Linked DNA regions of Mus musculus: all the other regions are linked to region 1. Evidence: chromatin loops called from intact Hi-C (ENCODE). Cell type or tissue: heart. All regions are shown on one strand.

Evidence for each region. Peaks named below come from ENCODE experiments on the same cell type or tissue, not always from the same donor. Only the 100,000 strongest peaks of a DNase experiment are listed, where the experiment ranks them.
Region 2: it touches region 1 in a loop (9-fold over the local background); 13 of 42 quality-filtered maps call a loop at or near these places.
Region 3: it touches region 1 in a loop (10-fold over the local background); 13 of 42 quality-filtered maps call a loop at or near these places.

The regions. Positions count from the first base shown.
Region 1 is chr2:77,705,025-77,713,024 of GRCm38, reverse strand. All of the region lies in intron 3 of Zfp385b (zinc finger protein 385B), which reads left to right. Among named protein-coding and RNA genes, the nearest start is that of Gm35431, 56 kb to the left of the region's middle. In heart, a CTCF peak has its summit at 3,556; no DNase peak of the experiment used is centred here; H3K27me3 peaks cover 250 bases.
Region 2 is chr2:77,352,303-77,360,302 of GRCm38, reverse strand. No RefSeq gene overlaps it. Among named protein-coding and RNA genes, the nearest start is that of Gm35317, 32 kb to the right of the region's middle. In heart, a CTCF peak has its summit at 3,322 (motif pointing left); no DNase peak of the experiment used is centred here; H3K27ac peaks cover 724 bases.
Region 3 is chr2:76,965,766-76,973,765 of GRCm38, reverse strand. It overlaps Ttn (titin), which reads left to right. Exons shown (of 313, transcript NM_011652.3): 7 at 3,815-4,145; 8 at 4,474-4,626; 9 at 5,233-5,370; 10 at 6,581-6,712; 11 at 7,852-7,989. Among named protein-coding and RNA genes, the nearest start is that of Ttn, 13 kb to the left of the region's middle. In heart, CTCF peaks have their summits at 2,854 and 4,641 (motif pointing right); a DNase peak (open chromatin) is centred at 4,625; H3K4me3 peaks cover 364 bases; H3K27ac peaks cover 636 bases.

The DNA.
Region 1 (8,000 bases):
AGGTTTGGCACCTCTGAAAGGGAGAGATGGACTTGGAACAGAGAGGTAGAAATAGTTGAAGTTTGAAAAGATGGGCAGCGACTTTAACAGATTTACACCCCCCCTTAAATATGATTTTCATATAATCCCCATTCTCTGGGTCAGAACTGTGTGCTGGGCTCAGGTAGGTTTTTCTTACAGACTCTGCATGCTCACGAGTGGGTGGCCACCAGTGGTGTCATGTATACGTCTGGGCAATTGGTGCCATCAGGAGCCAAGCTCATTCTGACCGCCAGCCTCTGCTTTGGGGCCTTCTATAGAGAGTATGGCAAAGGAACACAGTGCGTCAGGAGGAGTGAGGCTGCAGTGATGGCTTCCATCAGAGTCAGCCAGTCCCAGGGCAACCCAACTTGGTGATGGAAAATGACCCTGCTTACGTTCTACAAGAGGCGCCTTGCCCTTGCCGTTCAGGTGTGCGCGCACATTCACTGAAACTCTAGCTCACTGGTTGGCCTGTATGGGCTGCTCAGGAAGCTCCAGGGATCCTCCTGTCTTACCAAGTGTCAGCAATGCTACGATTACAGGAGTGTGCTGCCACATGCAGCCCTTTCAGGTTGTCAGACAAGCGCCGGGTTTCCTTTGACTAGACAGTCATCTCTTCAGCTTTGGAATTTTAAACTGAGCTTGAGTTTAAGACATGGACACTTCGGGGTCAGGACAAGGTAAGTGCTAAAACCCACTTTGCAGCAGGGGTTAGGATGATGGAGCAGGTTTTCCAGGTGAAACATGGGGAAGCTTTGAGTCTGTGCACCCCCAGGATTGATTGGTTGGTATTCTCTCTCTCTCTCTCTCTCTCTCTCTCTCTCTCTCTCTCTCTCTCTCTCTCTCTCCTCCCTCTGTTTGTTCTTTCTCTCTCCCTTCCTTCCTTCCTTCCTTCCTTCCTTCCTTCCTTCCTTCCTTCCTTCCTCATGCTACAGCCCAATATCAGCCCCCCTCTCCTCCCAGTACCCCCTCACACAAGTCCTCTCCTCCACTCTGCCTTCCACTTCCCTTTTGAGAAGGGGAAGCCCTACTGTGGTTGTCATCCCCCCACCACCCCTCCTCTCTGCACATCAAGTTTTTACAAGACTAGGCACTTCCTCTCTCACTGAGACTAGTCAAGGCTGTCCATTTAGGGGTGCAGAGTCCACAGGCAGGCAGGCAACAGATTCAGGGACAGCCCTTCCTCCGTTGTTGGGGGCATGAAGACCAATATGCTTTTCTACTACATATGTGCAAGGGACCTAGGTCCAGCCCATGCTTGCTTTTTGGTTGGTGATTCGATCCCTGGGAGCCCTCAAGGGTCTAGGTTAGTTGCCTCTGTTGGTCTTCCTGTGGAGTCACTGTCCTCTTCAAGTCTGTCAGTCCTCCCAACTCTTCCATAATCCTCCCTGATCTCCATCTAATGTTTGGCTGTGAGTCTCTGCATCTCTTTCCACTGGCTGCTGGGTGGAGCCTCTCGGAGGACAGTTATATAGGTTCCTGTCTGCAAGCATATCAGAGTATCATTAAGAGTGTCAAGGACTGGTTCTTGCCCACAGGATGGGTCTCAATTTGGAGCAGTCATTGGTTGGCCATTCCCTCAGTCTCTGCACCATCTTTGTCCATGAACATCTTGTAGGCAGGATATGATTTTGGGTAGAAGGTTCTGTGAGTAGGTTGCTGTCCTTATCACTCCCCTGGAAGTCTTGCCTGTCTACAGGAAGTAGCCATTTCAGGATCCATATTCCTCCACTGCTAGGAGTCTCAGCTTAGAGTCGCCCCCATAGACCCTATGAGCCCTCCCAGTTTTGTGGCACACCCTAAAGATTGTATTCCCCCACCAACCACTGATTTCCCCTCTCTCTCCCCTGCTCCCCCTATATATGATCTTCCAGGCCCCATCCCACTCCCCTCCCCACCCCTCCTTATACTCAGTCTCTCCTTCCATTGACCTCCCATATATATATTTTTTTCTCTTTTTGAGAAATATTCAGCCATCCTCCCTTGGGTTCTCTTTCTTTCTTTCTTTCTTTCTTTCTTTCTTTCTTTCTTTCTTTCTTTCTTTCTTTCTTTCTTTCTTTCTTTCCTTCCTTCCTTCCTTCCTTCTTTCTTTCTTTCTTTCTTTCTTTCTTTCTTTCTTTCTTTCTTTCTTCCTCCTCCTCCTCCTCCTCCTCCTCCTCCTCCTCTTCCTCCTCCTCCTCCTCTTCTTCCTCCTCCTCCTTCCCCTCCTCCTTCCTTTTGCTTCCATCGTGGCTATTCTCTATTTTATGGCTAAAATCTACTTATAATTTAGTACATACTGTGAATGTTCTTTTGGATCGGGGTTACTTCACTCAGGATGATATTTTCTAGTCCCATCCATTTGCCTACAAAATTCATAATGTCCTCGTTTTTAATGGCTGTGTAGTATTCCTTTGTGTAAATAACTGGATGTCTGAATGTAGAAGAATGCAAATAGGTCCATATTTAGCACCCTGCACAAAACTCAAGTCCAAATGGATCAAAAACCTCAATGTAAAACCAGATACACTGAATCTAATAGAACAGAAAATGGGGAATAGTCTTGAACTCCTCTGTACAGGAGACAACTTCCTAAATAGAACACCAGTGCCTCAGGCACTAAGGTCAGGGATCAATAAATGGGACCTCATTAAACCGAAACCCTTCTGCAAGGCTTAGGACACCATAAATTGGACAAATGGCCTCCTACAGATTGGGAAAATATCTTCACTAACCCTACATCTGACAGAGGCTAATAGCCAAAATTTATAAAGTACTGGAGAAGTTAAATACTAACAACCCAAATAACCCAGTTACAAAATGGGGTGCAGAGCTCAACAGCAGGATCGAATGGCCAAGAAGCACCTAATGTTCAATGTCTTTAGTCATCAGAGAAATGCAAATCAAAATGGTTCTGAGATTCTCCTTATATCTGTCAGAATGGCCAAGATCAAAAACTCAAGAGATAGCACAGGCTGGCGAAGGTATGGAGCAAGGGGAACACTCTTCCATTGCTGGGGGGAGTGCAAACTTATACAACCACTTTGGAAATCAATTTGAAAGTTGCTAAAAAAATAAAACTGGGAATAATTCTACCTCAAGGCCCAGCTGTACTACTCCTGGACATATATCTAAAAGATGCTCCACCACCACACAAAGACACTTGCTCTACTGTGTTCATAGCAGCTTTATTCATAATGGCCAGAAATTGAAAACAACCTAGATGTCCTTCAGTTGAAGAATGAATAAAGAATATGTGCTTCATTTACCCCAAGAATTCTTGAATGGTTTTTATTTCAAACTGTTCCCTTATTTTCTTCCTAGTCTACGTTTTAGAAAGTGCTATTGAACAGCTTGTGGGGGCGAGACACTGTATTGGATACTATGACCAGTAAAATATGTGTGGGATGTGGGATGCACAGATCTCTGTTTCTCATCTTGCATCTCATGTAGACTTAAGATGCTAAATTTATCCTCACGTGCATTTTCCCAGACATTAGATGTAAACCTGAGATTTAAACTTCAAGTTTGAAGTTGCAATGACACAGATTGACCACACGATGGTGCCCAAAGTCTATACAAAGTGAGGGAGTTGTCTTATTCCCAAAGGTGGGTGGAACTTCCGTTAATGAGTTTGGAAAAGGAGGTACCACACAAAAGGATGAGTGTTGTGTGTGGATATGCACACAGAGGCAGAAACACGTTTACAGACTTTGTAAGCATTCTTATATGCGCTAGGAAATCTACAGGGGAGTCTTTTGTGTGTTGTTGAGGAAGTGGAAGGAAAGCTAGTTCTCCAGTTTGGGAGAATAAAGATGGCTGCTTAAATGATTTGTTCTCACCTCTCTTATGGAGAAATATTACAGGGAGATTGAAAATGTCTAAGTTTGTGTGCTCGATGCAGACAGGGCTAGTAGAACACACTCACGTGGGACTCCAGGTGAAGCCTTTTACCTTCCTCCCTCCCCATTTCTTCTCTTTTAAAAGAATCCTGACAAGAGTCTCATTATATAGCCCAGGACAGCCTCTAACTTATGATAATCCTCCTGCCTCCAACTCCCTAGTGTAGTCTTTACAGGTATGTTCTATACTGTGTACTGTTGGTTTTCTTTTTCGTTTATTATTATTTTATTTTATGTGTATGAGTGTTTTGCCTATATATATATGTATTTGTACCTTGTGTGTGCCCAGTGCCCATAGAGGCCAGAAGAGGATGCCAGCTCCCCCAGAGCTGGAGTTACAGACAGTTCTGAGCCGCTGTGTGGATGCTGGGAATGGAACCTGGTCCTTTGGAAGAGCAGCCAGTGTTCTTCACTGCTGAGTCGTCTCCAGTCCTGATTAGATTTTCCCAAGATGAAAAGATAACAAATAATTGAAGAAGTTATCAGTTTCATTTTAGTGTGAGGCAGATAGTTAAACTAGTTTTAATGTACTTTCTCCCTAAAAGGACTTTTTTCTTACAATAATGATCATGCAGTTTTGTTATTGAGCAGGGCCTAGGAGTTTTCATGACATGATGGACTAGAGAGGGAAAAGGCCCCCTGCTCTTGGACTTTTGAGAATAGACATGAGCATTTCTTATTCTCTTACCATTTTTTCCTAGATCCTAATGAGAGAACCAGGAACTGTCTCTCACTGATGTGAACTCAGAAGGTGACACACACCATCGGGAATGTTGTATATTTTCTGAGTCTTTGTCTCACCCATACTGGTGACTGTTTAATTTTGAAGTATTTTACAAAATCCTGACTATATTCAAGCAAGGATGCTATTGGTGGCTCGTATCTGTCTACCCAGACATATTTAATTGAGAGTCCTACTGAAGCGATTACTGGGGTTGAGGCTCTTATTAATGAGAGTCCTTTGGAAATAGGATGCAGGCTGAAGTTGTGACCCCAGTTCCCCAGATGCTTCACCTTTGAGAGACCCTTTGCTAGTTTGGATGATGTCCCAGATTTACAACTACCAGTTAGGTAGACTTGAAATCATCATAAAACAGCTCCACAGCTGTTCAGGGGTTAAAACGGTAAACAAAGGTGCTAATTATATGACTTCAGGATCCCACAGAATGAATACACACAGGATTGTAAATAGAAAAGTTAAAAAAATTAAAAGGACTGTTTGGCCTTATTTTCAGTTAAGGAGTTAAACGTGTAGGGTGCTTTGGGCTATGAACTTTCCTGTATATTTTATTTTCTAAAAAAATAAGGGCTGTCTAGCATCAAGCATCAATTTTTAAAATTTGAAAAATAAATAGCAACACTTTTCTGTGTGAACATCAAGTCTCAGGCCATCAGAGCAAGCATTTGGTGGTGAGTGTTTTGAATCATCAAAGGTATTTTTAAAGCCCAGATGCCTTCTTGAAAAATAAATGTTATCACTTTTAAAATGATCTAGAACGAAAGGCTTTGGGTAGCTGTTTCAATGGTGATGTAAAATTAATGAGCTCACTCTCTGCCATGGGACCCATGTATTGTCACCCTGACTGACTTGACTCTTTCACACCGATGTTCTGCTTTCATACGCTAACAGCATCAAGGGAAGGAGGCTGCCTCAGTTAGAAATCCCTGTGGCTTGTCACAGCCGGCTGTGGCGTTGGTATTTGGCTTTGTCTTTTCTGGGAGCTGGTTCTTGGGCCAACTGTGAAGTACATTACTTCTCAAAAGATGAAAAGTCTGGAGGAGCTGTGCGGGCTAGTTGTTGCATTTTTTATGGGCTGAGCATAGCAGCGTTCATGGTGTGTTGACCCACTTTATTTCCAGGGGTCACTCTCATATGAGCCTGCTTTGTTAGCCCATAGACTGTTGTCCTCCCGATGCTGGACGTTCACCTATTCTTGTGTGAACATGCGTTAGAAGTATGTGTCAGGAGAGCATGACCTTTAGGTAAGGGTGTTGCGATTTGATTCCGTGTTTCACATCACCCAGGAAAGCCAGGTACTTTTACAAGTTAAAATAACTTTATCAAACCGTCTAAATTTCACGTTGGTAGCTAAAGAGAGAATATGGACTCATGTAAAAACAAACAAAAAACACAAAACACCAGAAACATGTGGTTTTTCTCCTTCCCTTATAAATTGACTCTACAATCACGTTCCAGGGTTTACGAGTAGACCCCCAAACCCTGAGGACTTCTGGTCACACCCCTCCCCTCTGGAATTCCCCACCAGAGCAAACCTATTTCCCAAAAGGTGGTTAGGAAATGTTCTAAGACAGTGGCTAGTGTCCTGTAGGATCAAAGGCTTAAGTGAAATTCAAGCGTTGTTGTGCTAAAGGTCTGAACTAGGCTTCCTTTTGAACATACGTTATTCAAGGCGCTGGCGAGATGGCTCAGTGGCTAAAGCACTGCCGCTCAGTGATCTGTCACTCAGTGATCTGTCACTCAGTGATCTGTCAGTCCAGTGATCTGTCACTCAGTGATCTGTCAGTCCAGCTGCAAGAGATCCGACACCCTCTTGTGGGTTTCTTGGACACAAGGCACACACATGGTGTAGAGATACACATGCAGGCAAAACCAGAAAACCCACCCCCATAAAAATATAAAATAACATTTAAAGTACATTATTTGGGAAGTCTACACATAGTAGAGCATGTAACTACTACCATAGTAGACGCAAATGAGATAGAAAGTTAACAGTGTCGCATGCGATGTGATTCTAGATACGTTGTGTGTGAGTACAATGAGAAAAGAGCTAGAAAAAGTGTAAACCCAATGCTGTATACTCATTCCGAAAGTGCATTCTTCCTTTTACTATTTCTTCTGGACTTTAATGTAGTGGGACTGGAGAGATGGCTTGGAATGGAAGAGTGCTTGATCTCCAAGGAGAAGGATCTAATTCCAAATTCCCAGCATCCAGGTAAAAAGCTAGGCATGGATGCACTTGTCTATGACCCCAGCACTGGGCAGACACAGACAAATCCTGAGAGTTTGCTGTCCAGCCAGCCTAACACAGGGCACATATTTCCACTTCAGTGAGAGACCTCAAGGCAACAAGGTTGAAAGTAATAGAGAGCACCCAGTGTCCTGCTTTGACCTTCCCATACCCTGCACACAAACACACAGACATCACACACAGACACACACACACACAGACACACAGACACACACACACACAGACACACACACACACAGACACACACACACACAGACACACACACACACACACACACACACACAGAGACACACACACAGACACACACACACACACACACACACACACACACACACACACCGGCCTTACACCAAGTAATCAGTGGGTGGTTGATATTATGGGTGGGGTTTGTCATTGCTCAGTAATCCTGGATGGCTGCTTCTTGCCTGAGGTCCCCACGTCCTAGTTTTGTCACCCTGTATTACTGCCACCTTTTTGCTCAGCTTTGTACCTCAGCCTTCCTAGGGTCTTCTCTTTTGTGCCTGTCCTGCTCAAGCTCCACTGCTCTCCCAAGTCTTAGTTATGCAAGACAAGTCCTGCTTAGGTACCACTTTCCAAGCCTGAGCTTTTAAGCAGAAAGCCTTTACTCTGTAAATCTTGCAACCTGAGAACTTCCAGAAACCAGGGAGTTTCATAATTCATACTGATGGGAAAATTGGCCTGAACTGATCTGAGGTTAATTGTAATGTTTACTTATTCTGTCTTATATGAATATGCATATTTTGCTACAGAAATGTTAGTGTGCCTGATTAGGGTTACTGATCCAGATTTGCAGGATATGTCATGCCAGTCATTTATGGTGCAAATGGAGGGTCACCTTCCAGAAATACAAAAATATTGGTATCTGAAATGCATCACAAAGTAAATGTTTTATAAAAACAAACTGAATACATGCCAATGTTTTTGATTCTTTGATTTTTATTTTATGTGTACGTTTGAATACCTTCATGCATGTATGAACACCATGGGTATGTTTGGTGCCCTTGGAATCCAGAAGAGGGCATCTTGGAATTGGAGTTACAGGAGGTTGTAGGCCACCGCATGGGTGCTAAAGCCAGGTCTCCTGAAG
Region 2 (8,000 bases), 350 kb after region 1:
CTCAGATTTACAAATAATCAAAGTTATGAAGTGGCAGTATTTGCATAGTAAGTCGTTGTACAGGATGCTTTCTCGTTGCTGTGACACGATACCTGATTCAGGTACATCAAGAAAAATGTGTTTATCTGCTCTACAGTTTGAAGGCATAGTATGCCAGGAGGCAACTGTCACAATGTTTTCACAATCAAGAGGGAGGAGGGAGAGGAGGAGGGGGAGCAGAGGAAGAGGCAGAGATGGATGCTGGTGCTCAGCTTCTTTTATCATTTTCTCTCAGTGCTGGGACACAGCCCATGTTTAGAGTGGGTCTTCCTACCTCAGTTTCCCTAGTTAGAAAACTCCTCACAGACATGCAAGAGCTTTGTCTCCGAGATTTTTCTAGAGCCTGTGCATATCAACCATCAATATCAAGCATGACACTTCCTAGGTGGGAACTGTCTCTACTCAATCAGTGTGTCTCAAGACAAGGTACACACATCAATTGTGATGGCTATGACAATTTCAAATGGATTACGTTTTTTAAAATTAAGTATTTAAAATTAAACAGTTGAATATATTAGGAAAATGATTTTAATCCAGTTTGATTTTATAAACATGGGTATGTGATAGAGATGGCAGGCCTAAAGATATATTAAATATCTTGAATAAAAAATTATTAATTCTAGGAAAACTTCACTGTACCATTCAAATGAGATGATCAATAATGTCGTGAAAATGCGTTCAGAAGTAATCTAGTTTGTATGTAAATTAGGGAGTGTCAGAAAAGACTCTCATCAATAACAGCTTTCTATATTTGGGTAATGATGTGTCGTGTACAGAAAACATTATCCCATTTTCATACAACCTCCTTCTTGCTGATACTTAAAACATTAAAAATAGAAACTATCCCCCTGAAGGCACATATGTTGAAGGCTCAGTCCCCAAGGTTGCAAAATTCAGAGGTGAAGAGTAAGGAATACAATTGGATAGTGAAGACTCTAAAGTCATTGAACAATGGAGCCACAATAGATCCATACATAAGGACTGAGAGGCAATGAGGACTGTAGGAAATGAAGCCCGGTTGGAGGAAGTGGGTCACTGGAAACACACATTGGAAGATATGTTTGGTTCCTGTTCCCTCTCTTCTTCCTTTACTCTCCTCCCCTATCCTTCCTCTTCTCTTCACGTCCTGACCATAATAAAGTACACATCTTTGTTCCATCTTACCTTGCCTGTCATGCTATTCTACCTTGCTTGGAGCCTAGAGCAATAGAGCCATGCAAACACAGCCTGGAACCTCTGAAATTGTGGACCAAGATAAACCTTTCCTTCCTCTGAGGTGATACCACTGGAATAATTTGTCACAGTGACACAAAGCTGAGGAACACAGTATCTACTTCAGGCAGATTATTATTACGGAGTAGCAACATGGATAAACAGCGTATATTATTCAAATGCCTTTATCAAAAGCTGAAAGGATTTGAGCACACACTCGGCAGCTCTGCGGGCTTCGAGAATGTTTTCTACAAAATCAATAAATCAAAGCAGGATGATGATATAATGAAAACCAAGGGCATTCAACTGCTGAAGACACAGAATTATCTCTTTGCAAGGTATTAGCTGGGTGCTATGTCTACATTATAAACTGGACCTGGGAAAGTAAGTAATTGAGAAACCAAAATGACACGTGACGGCACACAGGCGCACTCACAGCCAATCGGAAAAACCCTCCTCGTGTTAAACCTGAAGTTTTTCTAGAGAGGTATGCCCTTAGGATTCCTACACTGGCTTATCTCAGTTGTAGATGATCCACAAACAACAACAACACGAAGAACAACAAAGTACCCACAGGTCTGGATGATGAAGGTCTTAGGATCCGGTCTTCCAGGCCTTCCCTTTACCAACCAGGGCGATTCCCATGAGGTCTTGCACTGATGTGAGTTTCTACGTCCTTACTCGGATGCAGTGACCTCCATGACCAGATGGAAAAATAATCAGTCAGTTGTAAAGCGTTGTGCAGTATTAGGCAAGGCTGATTTCTGGAGTTTCCTTTTCTAATGAGATAAGCTTGTTTTATTTCCTCTTGTAATTGAGATCACCAATGTTTCAAAGGTTTTGTGTGTGTGTGTGTGTGTGTGTGTGTGTGTGTGTGTGTGTGTGTGTTTCTCTTTTAAAAGCATAGTGAGTTTGGAATGTAGAATAATAATTAAGATGTAAAGGATGGAGGTATTTATAATGGGTAATAGGTGGAATCTTGTATAAAAGACAATTTTTCCACATGAAATACTTCAGGTGAGCATTGGATGGCCCAACCTAAAAAAAGAAAAGGACCACACAACACCTACTCCTCTTAGACCCTCCTGAAGACAGTGCTTCTTGTCAAGTGCTCTGAACTACTGTCCTGCGATCTCAGCAGCGAGGGAGGCAGGCCCTGCATGTGCTCTCCCTGGAAGCACTGCTGGCTCAGAACGTTGATTCCTGAGGTTGTAAAAAAACCTGTTATTGATGTTATGTTGTGCTTACAGACAGGAGCCTGGCATGGCTGTCCTCTGAGAGACCCTACAAGCAGCTGACTGAGACAGAGGCAGATACTTACATCCAACCATTGGACCAAAGTCGGGGACCCCACCGTTGAATTAGGGGACGGATTGAAGAAGAGGACACCAGCAGTCGCAACTTAACCAGATCCCAGGGAGCTCCCAGAGACTGAGCCACCATCCAGCATACACTGGCTGATCCAAGGCCTCTGGCACAAACACTGCAGAGGTCTGCCTAGCCAGGCCTCAGTGGGAAAAGAGGTGCTCAATCCTAGAGATACTTGAGGCCCCAGGGAAGGAGGAGGCCTGGTGGAGGGGAGCACCCTCTGGGAGGCAAGGGGGAGGAGGAATGGGATGAGGAACTGTGGGAGAGGAGACCAGGGAGAGGGGGGAAAAGAGTAGAATGTAAATAAATAAATTAAAAAAAATAAGCCTATGCCTTCATTTCTGTTTTTGAAGGTGGTGGTGGTGGGATATCTTTGAAGAGGTTTTAATCAACAGGCTTAATGAATGAGATGGCGGCACACTTCTGCATATGAATCAAGGCTTAGCTTTCCTAATGAACTCCTTAGAAACACTTCTGTATTCATTGATAGATTCACTTTACTTCCACCAAGACACACATTCCCCTCGAAAGGCTCTTGATGCCTCGCCGGGGTTAGATGTCAGACACGATGACCGCTTCTAAAAGCCATTGCTCTCCCAGAAAAGTGATTGAGGTGGCTTCAAGTGCTCTGCCTCCAATTGCCTCCCATTTCTCTGCAATATTCTTCTGCTCAAATGTCTGGAAGAAATGCTGCTTATTGTTCCCTCTAGTGGCCACTGGGACGTTCTTTTTTTAAAACGCGTTTATTTCATTCTTTGGCCTTTTATTGTCAATTTAATGCAATTTAAAAGCAGTTTATCCATCTTGTAGGAGCTACAGAGGACAGCATCATTTGTATGACGTCATCAGGGTGCTGATAAATAGTTACAATCGTCTCTTAAGAGATCCCCTATTTTCTTTATGCTTTATTTACCCAAAGCTTATTGGCTGTTAAATTTTTAAATATAGTTCTTCCTTCCAGTTTGAAATATTATCATTAACTCTGCCATCCCAAGAATATCATTTATATTTGAGGACAGGGACTCATTTTGTTCATGCTTAGGCCTGGCTGCTTCTCACTTTCTAGGAATCAACAACATTTCAAATGAATAAGTCAATCATGGGATTTCCGGTTCTTTAGGAAACAGGGTCTGGTACACTTGATTCCGCAGGCCTCCTATGTCTCCCTTTGTCCCTCCTTCCATGCACTTATTCCTTCCCATCCATCCCAGATGGGTATGGCTGACGATCGGGATCTCATCCTCCCTTCCTCCATGCAGAAGTTCAGTGAAATGTTTTTCTTCTAGCGCGTTTGCGTCCCAATGCTAATGAGCGTTATACTCCGTGGATGAGGGTGAGGAAAACAGTCGAGAAAAAAACAAAGCAGATAATTAAGCAGAACAGGAGGCTCTTACAAAAACTCGAAATTGGAACTTGTCTTCACCTGAGAGCAATCAAGAGGTAACTCTTAATTAAAATGACTTAGATAAATAGATTTGTAAAGTGCTTTGTTCCCAGATGAAAAAGACTCGGTATTTTAAAGATGTCAATTTCTCCAGATTAATCTGTAAATTCAATAGCACCCCAGTAGAGTTTAATAAACTTTAGCAATTGTTCTTGAAGTTCATCTGCAAGAATATATGAGCAAAAATAGCCGCAAACAACCAAAATATTAGTAAAGGTCGTGGAGGGAAAGGCTATGTTTAATATGTTTTAATGGGGTTATGAAGCCACAATAAAATACTATGTTATGAAATCAGCAGATGAGAGGCAGGAACAGAAAGCAAATAAAGAGGAGCGTGGTGCTTTAATTTGACTCATCTTTGCAACTTAGATCAGTGAGGGAAGAGACAGACAACCGATTTTTGACGAAAAGACCCAGCGTCCAACTTCTCTCCTCATACCAACATGGAGATTCAGTGGGTGTGTCGATCACAAATTAAAGCACTGAAAACAAATAAAAGTGGGTTTATTAATAAATAACAAAATGAAAGGAGTATTTAAGAACATAATATAAGCTGGGCGTGGTGGCGCACGCCTTTAATCCCAGCACTTGGGAGGCAGAGGCAGGCGGATTTCTGAGTTCGAGGCCAGCCTGGTCTACAAAGTGAGTTCCAGGACAGCCAGGGCTATACAGAGAAACCCTGTCTCGAAAAACCAAAAAAAAAAAAAAAAAAAATTAAAAAAAAAAAAAAAAAAGAACATAATATAAAAACATAGTAAAAATAATAGAATACATTTATATTACAATTTATATTTATAATTAAATAATTTCAATTTAATTTTATTATAGTTTATTATAGTAAAATAATTTACTAATAAATAAATAAATGATTATATTTATAATACATTTATATTACAATACAAATTGACTTTTGAAGTTACTTTTAAAAACACTCCTGAGTATGGTCAGAAGACACTAGTTTTAAAAAAATGAAAGAAAGAAAGAAAGAAAGAAAGAAAGAAAGAAAGAAAGAGAGAGAAGGAGGGGGAGGGAGAGAGAGAGAGAGAGAGAGAGAGAGAGAGAGAGAGAGAGAGAGGAAGGAAGGAAGGAAGGAAGGAAGGAAGGAAGGAAGGAAGGAAGGAGAAAAAAATCACCAAAGACAAAGTGATAGTTTTTGTAATTTGCACAGACCAAGCCATTAGGAAAAAAGATATCACAGTGGGGAAGTGACAAAAGATAAAGACAGGAAAGCCACCGGAGAATAATTACAAATGGCCATAAATGATGAGAGGGCTCCCAGTTGGTGCAACCCAAACCCAAACTGCCAAAGCCAAGAATTCATCATGCAAAATTTGCTAACACACCTTGAAACAAGGGCCTTCAGTGCTATAAAGTACTATAAATAGGAATGTAGATTAATACAGTGAGACTTAAGGTAAAACTTGCAATAGACATCAAATGTTTTTGAATAGCCAATTCTACTTCTATGCTTTGGAATTTTGTCTTACAGAAACAACTAGCAAAACTGAGCAAGTGTGTGTGTGTGTGTGTGTGTGTGTGTGTGTGTGTACCAAAATAACACTATTTGGCATTTCATAAAAAATGCTACAGTATGATCCAGTAATAATTACAACATGATCCAGTAATCTAACAAGCTCATAGCCCCCAAAACTGAAAGTGGGGACTTTTAGTTTGAATGTGAAATGTCCCACATAGGGTCACGTGTTTGAACATGGAGTCCCCAACTGATAATGACTTATGGGGAGCTTATGGAACCTTACCTTGCCGAGAGAGTATGATACCGAGGGTCGTCTTTGAGGTTGATAGCTTCTCTCTCTCTCTCTCTTTCTCATTCTCTCTCTCTCTCTCTCTCTCTCTCTCTCTCTACCTCATGCTCCATCCTCCACACCTTCCCCACATGGTGGACTTTATTCTATCTGGAACAATAAGCCAAAACAAACCTTCACCCCTAACAGTTGCTTCTTGTCAGGGAATCCTATCACAGTGACACGAAAGTAGCTTATATGGGCTCAGAAACACACCGTGCCTCCATGTGCATAGTGGCAGGATTTACAATAACCACAAAGCTAACATTCACTGTTGTACAGCCATCACCACTATCTCTATTCAGGGGTTTTTCATCTTTACCAAATGACATTCTGTATGCTTTAAACACTAACTCATCTCTCCTCCTGCACCATCACTGGGAAAACATAGCTCTACCTTCTAGTACTATGACTTGGGCTACTTTAGGAACTTTATAGGAACAGATTCAAACAATACTCTTGTTCCTTAACACATGATGCCTTGAAGGTCATCAGTGTTGTTGTGTGTATATGTCCTTCCATTTAAGGCCAAATAATCGTTCACTTCTGTATGGGCCACATTCATTTAATTATGTATGTATTAATAGATACACAGGTGGCTCACCTCCATCTATTTCACTGAGCGTTCCTTTGAAGACCCAAGACAAGACTCTTCTGAGTGTAACAGCCGACAACTGCTGTCCCTTACATTCTCACTTTTTTTTTAGATTTATTTATTATTATATGTAACTACACTGTAGCTGTCTTCAGATGCACCAGAAGATGGCATCAGATCTCATCATGGGTGGTTGTGTGCCACCATGTGGTTGCTGGGAATTGAACTCAGGACCTTCGGAAGAGCAGTCAGTGCTCTTACCCGCTGAGCCACCTCTCCAGCCCACATTCTCACTTTTTTATTCAACCATGGATTAAGTTATTCTTCTGAATAAAAACTAACCTTAATCCAGGATGAATTTTCAGGTCAACCGTTAAAACAACAAAAATATTCCCAACCTTTTATGTGATATAAATGATAGAAAAAGATACTCCCAACAGGGTAGGAGATGATTCCCTGTCTAAAACGTCTCTAAAGGAGCTAAACATAGATTCCCTTCATTTTTCTCCACTGTGGTATGGTCAACTGTGCTGGCTAGTTTTGTGTCAACTTGACACAGCTGGAGTTATCACAGAGAAAGGAGCTTCAGTTGAGGAAATGCCTCCGTGAGATCCAACTGTAAGGCATTTTCTCAATTAGTGATCAAGGGGGAAAGGCCCCTTGTGGGTGGGACCATCTCTGGGCTTGGTTCTATAAGAGAGCAGACTGAGCAAGTCAGTAAAGAACATCCCTCCATGGCCTCTGCATCAACTCCTGCTTTCTGACCTGCTTGAGTTCCAGTCCTGACTTCCTTGGTGATGAACAGCAGTATGGAAGTGTAAGCCAAATTAAACTCTTTCCTCACCAACTTGTTCCTTGGTTATGATGTTTGTGCAGGAATAGAAACCCTGACTAAGACAGTCAACAATCTTTGCATTTTTGCAAAAGGAATTTGATTTCCTCTGGGACATCAAAGGGGAGCAAAACATGGTCTCTGCCTCATAGTTGAGGATTTCCAAGTCCAGCAACAAGGCCAGCCATGGCTCCGTTGGGCAGTAGGTTGTCCACAGGCAATGTAGACCTAGGATGTCTATCTGTACTGTGGAAAGATGCCCTCTGAGCATAAAGGCTGGTGCCATCTTCTCCAGTGCAGCTGTGACTGCCTGAAAGAGATCTTATTATCAGACATTAGACGTCTACTCATAGAAAGAGGGGGTAAAGGGGGGTCATCAGACGCTCCCCTCTTATCTCAGATACGCTCGGCACGTCCCCTCTAGCTATCTGTATTTCTGCCCCAGCTACACATGGTTTCAAGAAATGGTTGACTATACAGTAAACAGAGGGTTAACTGGTGAGGAATTTCATGTCCATGGCTATGGGAAAGTCGTCATCCATGCTGGAGTGAGAATTTTCCATAGCACAGCTGTCTGAGGGTCACCCACATGTCTATAAATAACCCCTTCCATGCTCAGAAAGCAAGCCAGATAAACCCCATTGTTCTCCAAGGTGGACTTGGGAAGGATTATTACTCTGTCCTGTCATCGGTGTTATATCTTAG
Region 3 (8,000 bases), 740 kb after region 1:
AAATCTCCCTGAAGTCTAATATCCAGACTACTTGCTTCTAGTTTGACCTGCGGCACTCATTTTAATAATATAACAATCACTATGATACATGGTCTATAGCCTCTGTGTTAAGCTCCCATGTGTTTGTTATTTCATTAAATATTCTCGACCCCTGAAAAAAAAAGTCATTCCACAATATTCTTGGCAAGAAACCAGAGCTAAAGGAGGTAGGGGGCTTTCCCATGGTCTTAGTGTGTCCTCCATAAAATAAAAGGAATGCCAGCCAGACTGACTTGAAGTGTTTTGGAAGGAATCAATGAGCTCTCATCAGTTGAAGCTATCCCTAGGAAATAGGAAATCATTATCCAAGATGCTCGTACTCTCAAATAGTAAGAAAACATTCTAAATATTTTCCACATGTTTATGTTATTTTATCTAAAAATGTGAAGTGGATTTCTCCTCTTAGCTAAAATGTAGGTATTTTCTGAGGTGAGCCTATATCATCAGTGCTCAGAAATTATACAATCAAATAGGAATTACCCATGGCAACTGAAACTTTGAGATTTAGTCTATAATGAGGCTTTTAATATAATGAGCTAAAAAAACTCTACGAAATCTGAGCACACCCCCCCATGCACAATGTATTTTAATCAACTCAAATGAATTAAGATGATATAGATCAAGTCCTCTTGCTATGAAAACTAAAGTGCCATAATGAGATAGTTGGCCTAAAAAAAAAAAATCCAAATTCACTGTAAAGTCACTGTAATCAAAATGATATGATGGGTCTAAGGTATAGCCTAGTGGAATATTGCTCACCTGGGTATGTGAGGATCCGTATTGATGCCCAACTGTGTAAAATGGAGAGCAGCAGACCAGCACATTAAGGACACAGATAGACTAGAGAGCACAGGAGTAGATTTCAGTGTATAGGGGATTTGTTTTTTAATCAAGGGGAAGGGTATTTTACTTCACAAATAAGACTGGCCTAATTAGGTGTCTGTAAGGAAGAAGGCAAAGCCAGGCTCAGCCTCACGATTTACAGAGTAAGTGGTATCTTGATTAAGGTTAAAAAACTAAAGGGAGGCCAGCAAGATGTTTTGGTGGGCAGTGGCGCTCACCACCAAGCTGCGGTCAATCCTTGGCACCTCACTGGTGGACAGAAAGAACTGACTCCCTAACCTCTACATACCTGCGCGCGCGCGCACACACACACACACACACACACACACACTCACGGAGACACACACAGACACACGTGCACACAAATAAATGAATTAAGCACTTGCTAAAAACGAAAAAGTTAGAGGAAATGTTTATAGGGGAGAGCTTTTAAAAATAGGCTTGCAGATCCCCAACGAAAATTCAGACACCTCTATGGCAAAAAGCAAGGTCATTGTCTGACTGAATAGTACATTTATGTGAGGGAGAAAAAAAAAAGCCATGCTCCTTTCTGAAGACGAGTCATTGTTGCTGCCTTCTCACAGAGAACATCAACTAGCTACAATGTGAACAATGCCAGACCAGAAACAGGCTGCAGGCTGGCCAGGCTGCAGGGTTAACTGAACAAGACCTTGTAAGCCATCTACACACAGGCAGTACTGGAGGGCGACATAGGAGGGACTTGTAACAAAGAACAGAAAATAGGGACAATGCCGACTACCAGATGTATTTAGGAGTCCACCAACTAATTTCTGATGGAACAAAGAATCATGCAGTACAAATTTTAAAATGTGGGGAATGATGTGAATGCTCAAAAACGTACCATAACATGCTAAGTGTCTTCTAATTTTTTGTTTTGGTCACTTAAAAATAATTGAAGATAATTTGGCCAGAACTAACACAAAATCTTAACCAAAGCTCAGTTTTAAAAAGATACCTATCATTTTTTTTTAATGTGTTTACTTTCGGGCTGTGTACTGGTTTGTATACCATGAAATCACTCACAACACAGGCCAAATGTAATCGCTGGGAGGTAACAGCTTTCTTGTATCTCATACTCAATGCGAGGGTCATTTAGAATTACAGACATTTCCTGACCGCCAAGGAGCACAGTAGACATCTTAGCCTTCTGGGAGTCTATTAGTAGGGATTCGGTGACTTAGTCTGCAAATTTTGCTTTAAAATAATTACAAAATATAAATGCCAGCTTGTGAAGAAAATAATGGTTTTCCCGGATCGACTCCTTCCTAAAATGTTCCACGGCTTAATTTTGATTCTTGTTGTAGATAAAGCAAGCATATTTCACTGGACGAGGCGCATTGTCGCTAGCTGTGACCGAGTGATTATTTTTTTTTATTGTAAGTGCAAAAATAAGCACTTTCTGGTAATGGCTCAAATTACATTGATTTTCACAGTTATGGGCTTACCTGAAGCCCGCTGTTAATCACTCACATAATGCTAATCATGTCGCAAGCTCTTTCTTAATTAAACCCACTTAGTAAGGAACAGCAAGAACAAAGCAAGTCCAAACTAGGAAGCTCTGCCTCTCTGCCTTTCTTCCATTGACGTGGACTCCACACCATTCTAACCTGGTCTTTGTTTTATTTCCAAGACAATTTCTTTTTACGGTAGAGCCATATTTGTTAGCCCACCCTTCAGCTTTGATTACAATTTCTTTCCTAAAATGTAAATTGGGTTTTTTTCCCCACACGGCCTTTCACAAGAAAATGATTAAATGTTTCTTGATGAAATAGGCTGATGTAATATTCTGCAAAATTATTCTGTATTTTAAAGAAGATATTACTGGACCTTCAGCTTAATTGGGAGAATTGTTTTATTTATGATTGATGTAAACTAAATACCCTAAGCAAGTGCCGGAATACACTGATAAACATGGCCCCGTGTGAAGAATTTGTAAAGCAACACTGCCACCAAGAGGTAAAATAGGGAAAAACAAATTAATTGAAAATTAATCTTGAAAAACCTATTATGTTCAGATAGCTGATCTGTACTTAGTATGATTGCTAACGATAACAATCTAGCTTTTGGGCTACCATTGTCAGCGTTCAGTGCCCACAGCCTTTGATAGCTCCTATTTGCATTTTGCATACACACACACACAAGGCAACCAGTGAAAACTATTTTGGAAGAAGATACTTTATCAATGTAATGAAAAGGCTTCAGAGTAGCTGATTTGCCAGATAGTCCTAATATTATGTAAAGGACGTTCCCAGTGCAATAAGGGGACGGTGAGGTTAGAAATAAACTCAGAGGAATTAAAAAGAGTTAACCACAAGCACTTTGGGCTAGAACAGCAGTCCCCTGCTGCAGAGCTCAGCCAGTTCCCAAAACAATTCTGCAAAGCTCAGCAAGAAAGCTTCCACCTGACCTGGAAATTCACAAGATACAGAAGTGGTTTCGACTGTGGAGAGATAAGGGGAAAGGGGACAAGGGGGAGGGTGGGGAGGACAAAAGGAGGGGGACGTGTGGGTTATTTTTAGTCGAGAATGGCACAAGCATTCGGTTACTAAAACCATGTAACACCCACAAAATAGTCTCTCATGCCCAACTGAAGCTGGGAACACACTGTCCTTTCTGTGGCGATGTTTTAAGGGAGTTACTTTTACTGTCTCTCCTCCCCCCCACCATGCCTGAAAATGAGATGGGGCACACAGATCTTTAGCTTACTTAGAATTAAGTAAATGTGGGGCTTATTGATATTTAAAACAAATTGGCTTCAGGTTCGTGATGTACCCTCGAGATAGGTTATGGAAACTCACATTTTAACGCCGCACCTTAAAGTGCTGCCAAATTTCCATTCCACCATCTAATCCGCACCACACCTGCTGGGGTGCCTTGCCCCACGCTCTGACCTCTGCCGCTGGGTTTCCAGGTCCGTGTCTCCAGCGGGGAGGATCTCCACTTCCCCGATCAGATCCGTGAAGTCGCCACTGCTCATTCGCAAGACTCAGACCACCACCATGGCCACAGGCCCCGAGGTGCCTCCCCCTTGGAAGCAAGAGGGCTACGTGGCCTCCTCGACTGAGGCTGAGATGAGAGAGACGACAATGACAAGCTCTACCCAGATCAGAAGAGAAGAGAGGTGGGAAGGGAGATACGGGGTCCAGGAGCAAGTGACCATCAGTGGAGCCGCGGCTGCTGCGGCCAGTGCGTCGGTCAGCTCGTCATTCACGGCAGGAGCCATCACCACTGGGACTAAGGAGGTACCGTCAGAACCCTTTCCTTTCTCCATTTCATCTTCTGGTTCCTCTGATCCAGTTTCAGGCATGGACTGCACAGGTTAGAGAGGAAATGCATAGGAGCCTAAAACTACAATCAATATGGTTGTCCTTTATCAAAGCATCTTTTTTGAGTCAAAGACTAATCTGTGAGGCTGGCATAATGTATGAATTTTAATGGTGCTGGCCTTGTCTTTCTGGGCAATGATAGGTAAATTACATATGCATATATTTTGCTCTTCCTGGTCATTAAGGGTTTGTAACTTTTCTACCATGGGTGTTGTTTTAGAAAGCATTGTACTTGTTGATACAGGTGAAACAAGAGACAGACAAGAGTGCAGCTGTTGCGACTGTCGTTGCTGCTGTTGATATGGCCAGAGTGAGAGAACCAGCCATCAGTGCTGTAGAGCAAACTGCTCAGAGGACAACCACGACTGCTGTGCATATACAACCTGCTCAAGAACAGGTAAGCACAAAGCCACCAGGGGGTGCTAGAACGGCCCCGGCTCAACTCTGCTCTTAGTAATTGGACATACAAATCCCCTGCTGAACCACACAGTGCTGAAGGCAGTGGCCCAGGCTTTAAAAGCTTCCCGAGGAAGCTAGAAATATCAAATGTGTTTAAGCTGTAAATATCACAGGAGCAGACCGGGTCAGAAGAAATACCTGGGCTGTGTGAGGCGAGCAAAAGTTAACTACTGTTTTCAAGGCATCCAGGGACTGTGGGAGCCTGGCAGACATGAAACAAAAGGCAGGTCAAATCTGAGTGCAGATTTCCATAGCTAGTTGTGGAAGCTACATTTTCAAGGGTTGGCATTAGATTTCTCTAAGTTCCCGGAAGGACCACGGCTTTTACTTTCCTCAAAACAAATGTGACATTTTGATTCTCGGCTGCAAAGCAATATAAATGCAAGGCCACCTCATGTGTAAACAGGCTCTGTTAGTCTAAAAGCTCTCTCACTCTCCTCCCTGTCCTGTGGGTTGATTGTTACCGCTTGGTCCTGATGTAGCAGCGTACACTTCCAAGTGGTGTGGACTGAAATGGCTCCTTTCTTTTGTCAATGAAAATCAGGCGAGAAAAGAGGCGGAGAAGACCGCAGTAACCAAGGTTGTAGTTGCTGCCGATAAAGCCAAGGAACAGGAACTAAAATCACGAACCAGAGAAGTGATGGTGACAACGCAAGAGCAGACTCACATATCTCATGAGCAGGTGGGGTGAACTTTGATTTGCAAATGTGCCAACACCTAAGATGACCTTTTACTGTGAAGCAGGTTAATTCTAGGGCCACGTGTCTAGTTTCACACAAATAGCATCCTCCTCTCATGTATGTCTATTCCTGAGCACTTGACACCAGTGCCCCTTAGAGTCACTAAGTATTCCTACTGGAAATAAAATGAGGATTCATCTCATCTAACATATATATATAGTGTAAATCATTTACACTGATTATAGGTTAAATGTGTGGCTATGGATAGGGAACAGGCAGAGTGAGAACGGAAAGATGATGCAGGTGTTGTGGATGAAACAGGCAAGAATGTAAGGGAAAACAGAATATGCTACATTAAAAGCTTGGTGCCGCTTCCTGACCCCTTGGACATTAGCACATGGGTTTCATATAGGATGTATGACATACATACCTACATGTAGTAGGTTGAATAGTGAGAGGTTGGACTAAAAAGCACTTGTGGACAGATGGGAGAAGGCCTGTTGGTAGAACTGTTGGTCAGGGGAGACAGTTGATTATAGGATAATTTGAGAAAATTAATTTTCAAGTCCCTTTCTGCCCTGTGGTCCTGAGGTTCAGTGATAAGATACCCAAGGATGGGAAGGACTTACTCTTTAGACATCAAATGGAAGTGAAACATCCTTCCATGGCTCAGGATTGGAGCAATACATTGACCAAGATAGTAACCAAAATTGTGTCTCCATTTTAGACAAGCCTTGATATTCAAAACCATTATTGTATGTTTAAAAAAAAAAAAGACAAAATAGAGTAGGAAGGCAGACTGTAAATTATGCTTGGATTTTCACATTAAAGTAAGGAGCCAGGCAAAATTACTCCTTGAGACTTCCGTAGTAATATTCTGAGGTGTAAGATTACTTTTGGCTGATAGAATTAGCACCTAATTAAATTACCATATGACCACCTATAGAAGGCACAAATCTTGCTAAGGTAGGTAGCCACTGTCTGTAAAACAAGCAGTCCTGAGTCCGACATTCCATTTCCCCTAAAGAGACTAATGCATGGTTCAGAGAGCAAACAAATGTGCTCGTATTAATTAAGATGTGAAGATTTAATTAACGATATCAGAAAGGGAGGTTCACTCTCTCGATTTCCTACTTTGTTGGATCTGATGCTGGGTTAGCCCCATTGTAGATTTGGAAACAATAAGGTCCTGTTTTTATTCATTGATTGCAGATAAGAAAAGAAACTGAAAAAGCATTTGTACCAAAGGTAGTGATCTCCGCAACCAAAGCCAAAGAGCAAGAAACTAGAATCACGGGAGAAATTACTACAAAACAAGAGCAAAAGCGAATAACTCAAGAAACAGTAAGTCTGGCTTTGATCCTTACAAATGGCTCATTTCCAGTCATCAGCTGTGTGTACATTATACCCAGAGCTTCAGACCAGACTCTCTTTCGTGTCTCTTCCTCCTACTGTTGACCAGTGTCCAGGGTTAGAACTCTTTTGTGTTCACTGTTCTGTGTCCACGTGAGCAGTGCACGTAAACTGTGCTCGAACAGTTTTGGAGGTTATCCTAGAACTTCAGATCAGACATAAACAGAAGGTGCACCGCACTTCTGCCACTAGCCACTAGCACATCAGTTTTGCACATGTAACCTGAGTCCTCCGTCACTCAGATTGGGACATTTAGCCATTGTGCAGTTGTAAGACACATACCTATCTATGCTCACCTGCTGACACACATGCACACACCTTAGCCCCAAGCACTTTAACTAAGCAGCAGTTGCCCATTAGAGAAGACAGCACCCATAATTCCTGGGTGATAAACACTGAAGTAAACATATAGGATATAGGAAGACATAGCCTATGTATGATATATATGTATATAAACACATGTATATGCAATGAATGTGTGTATATATATATATATATATGAGATTGATGTCACTGAAGACTACTTTTCTTCCCTCTGTCACCAAGCTTGAAGGGACAGGAGCTTTTATTTTGAATTCTTTGACCCATGCTGTCCTCAGAGCTCCTGTCTGATCTAAGAGCTACTTTCTTTTGAGAACATTGTACTTATAAAAAGGCTAACCATAGTCATCTGCCCAGGTTTCCCTTACCTTGTCCTCAGGACAAAAGGGACTTCGTGTGGCCTGGGAGTCAGGCCAGGCAAGATTGGAGCATAGGAATCTTTGTGACCATTGCAACATAGCAGACTGATGAGTTCAGCCAACCTCAGTTTTCAGCCATTCAGCAACAACAGCCATAGCCCAAAGAGATCACCTTTTCAGTCCTGGCATAATTTATTAAGTTTGGCAGCAATGTTTATTGCTCAGAAAAGCAGCGGCAGGTGGTAAGCCCACACTTAGACCTCTGACACAGGGGGTGTGACATTTTCTACCTCATCACTGAGCCTTCCGCATTCTGAATATGGCCTGGCCGTCTTACTGTTCCTTATGGGACCTTTAAACTCAAACCTTCATTTTACTCCACAATGTCAGATAAGACAGGAAACTGAGGAAATTGCTGCATCCATGGTAGTGGTTGCCACCGCCAAGTCCACAAAACTAGAGGCAGCTGTGGGAGTTCAAGAAGAGACTGCCATACAACAGGATCAAATGCACCTCACTCATGAACAGGTGATGACTTC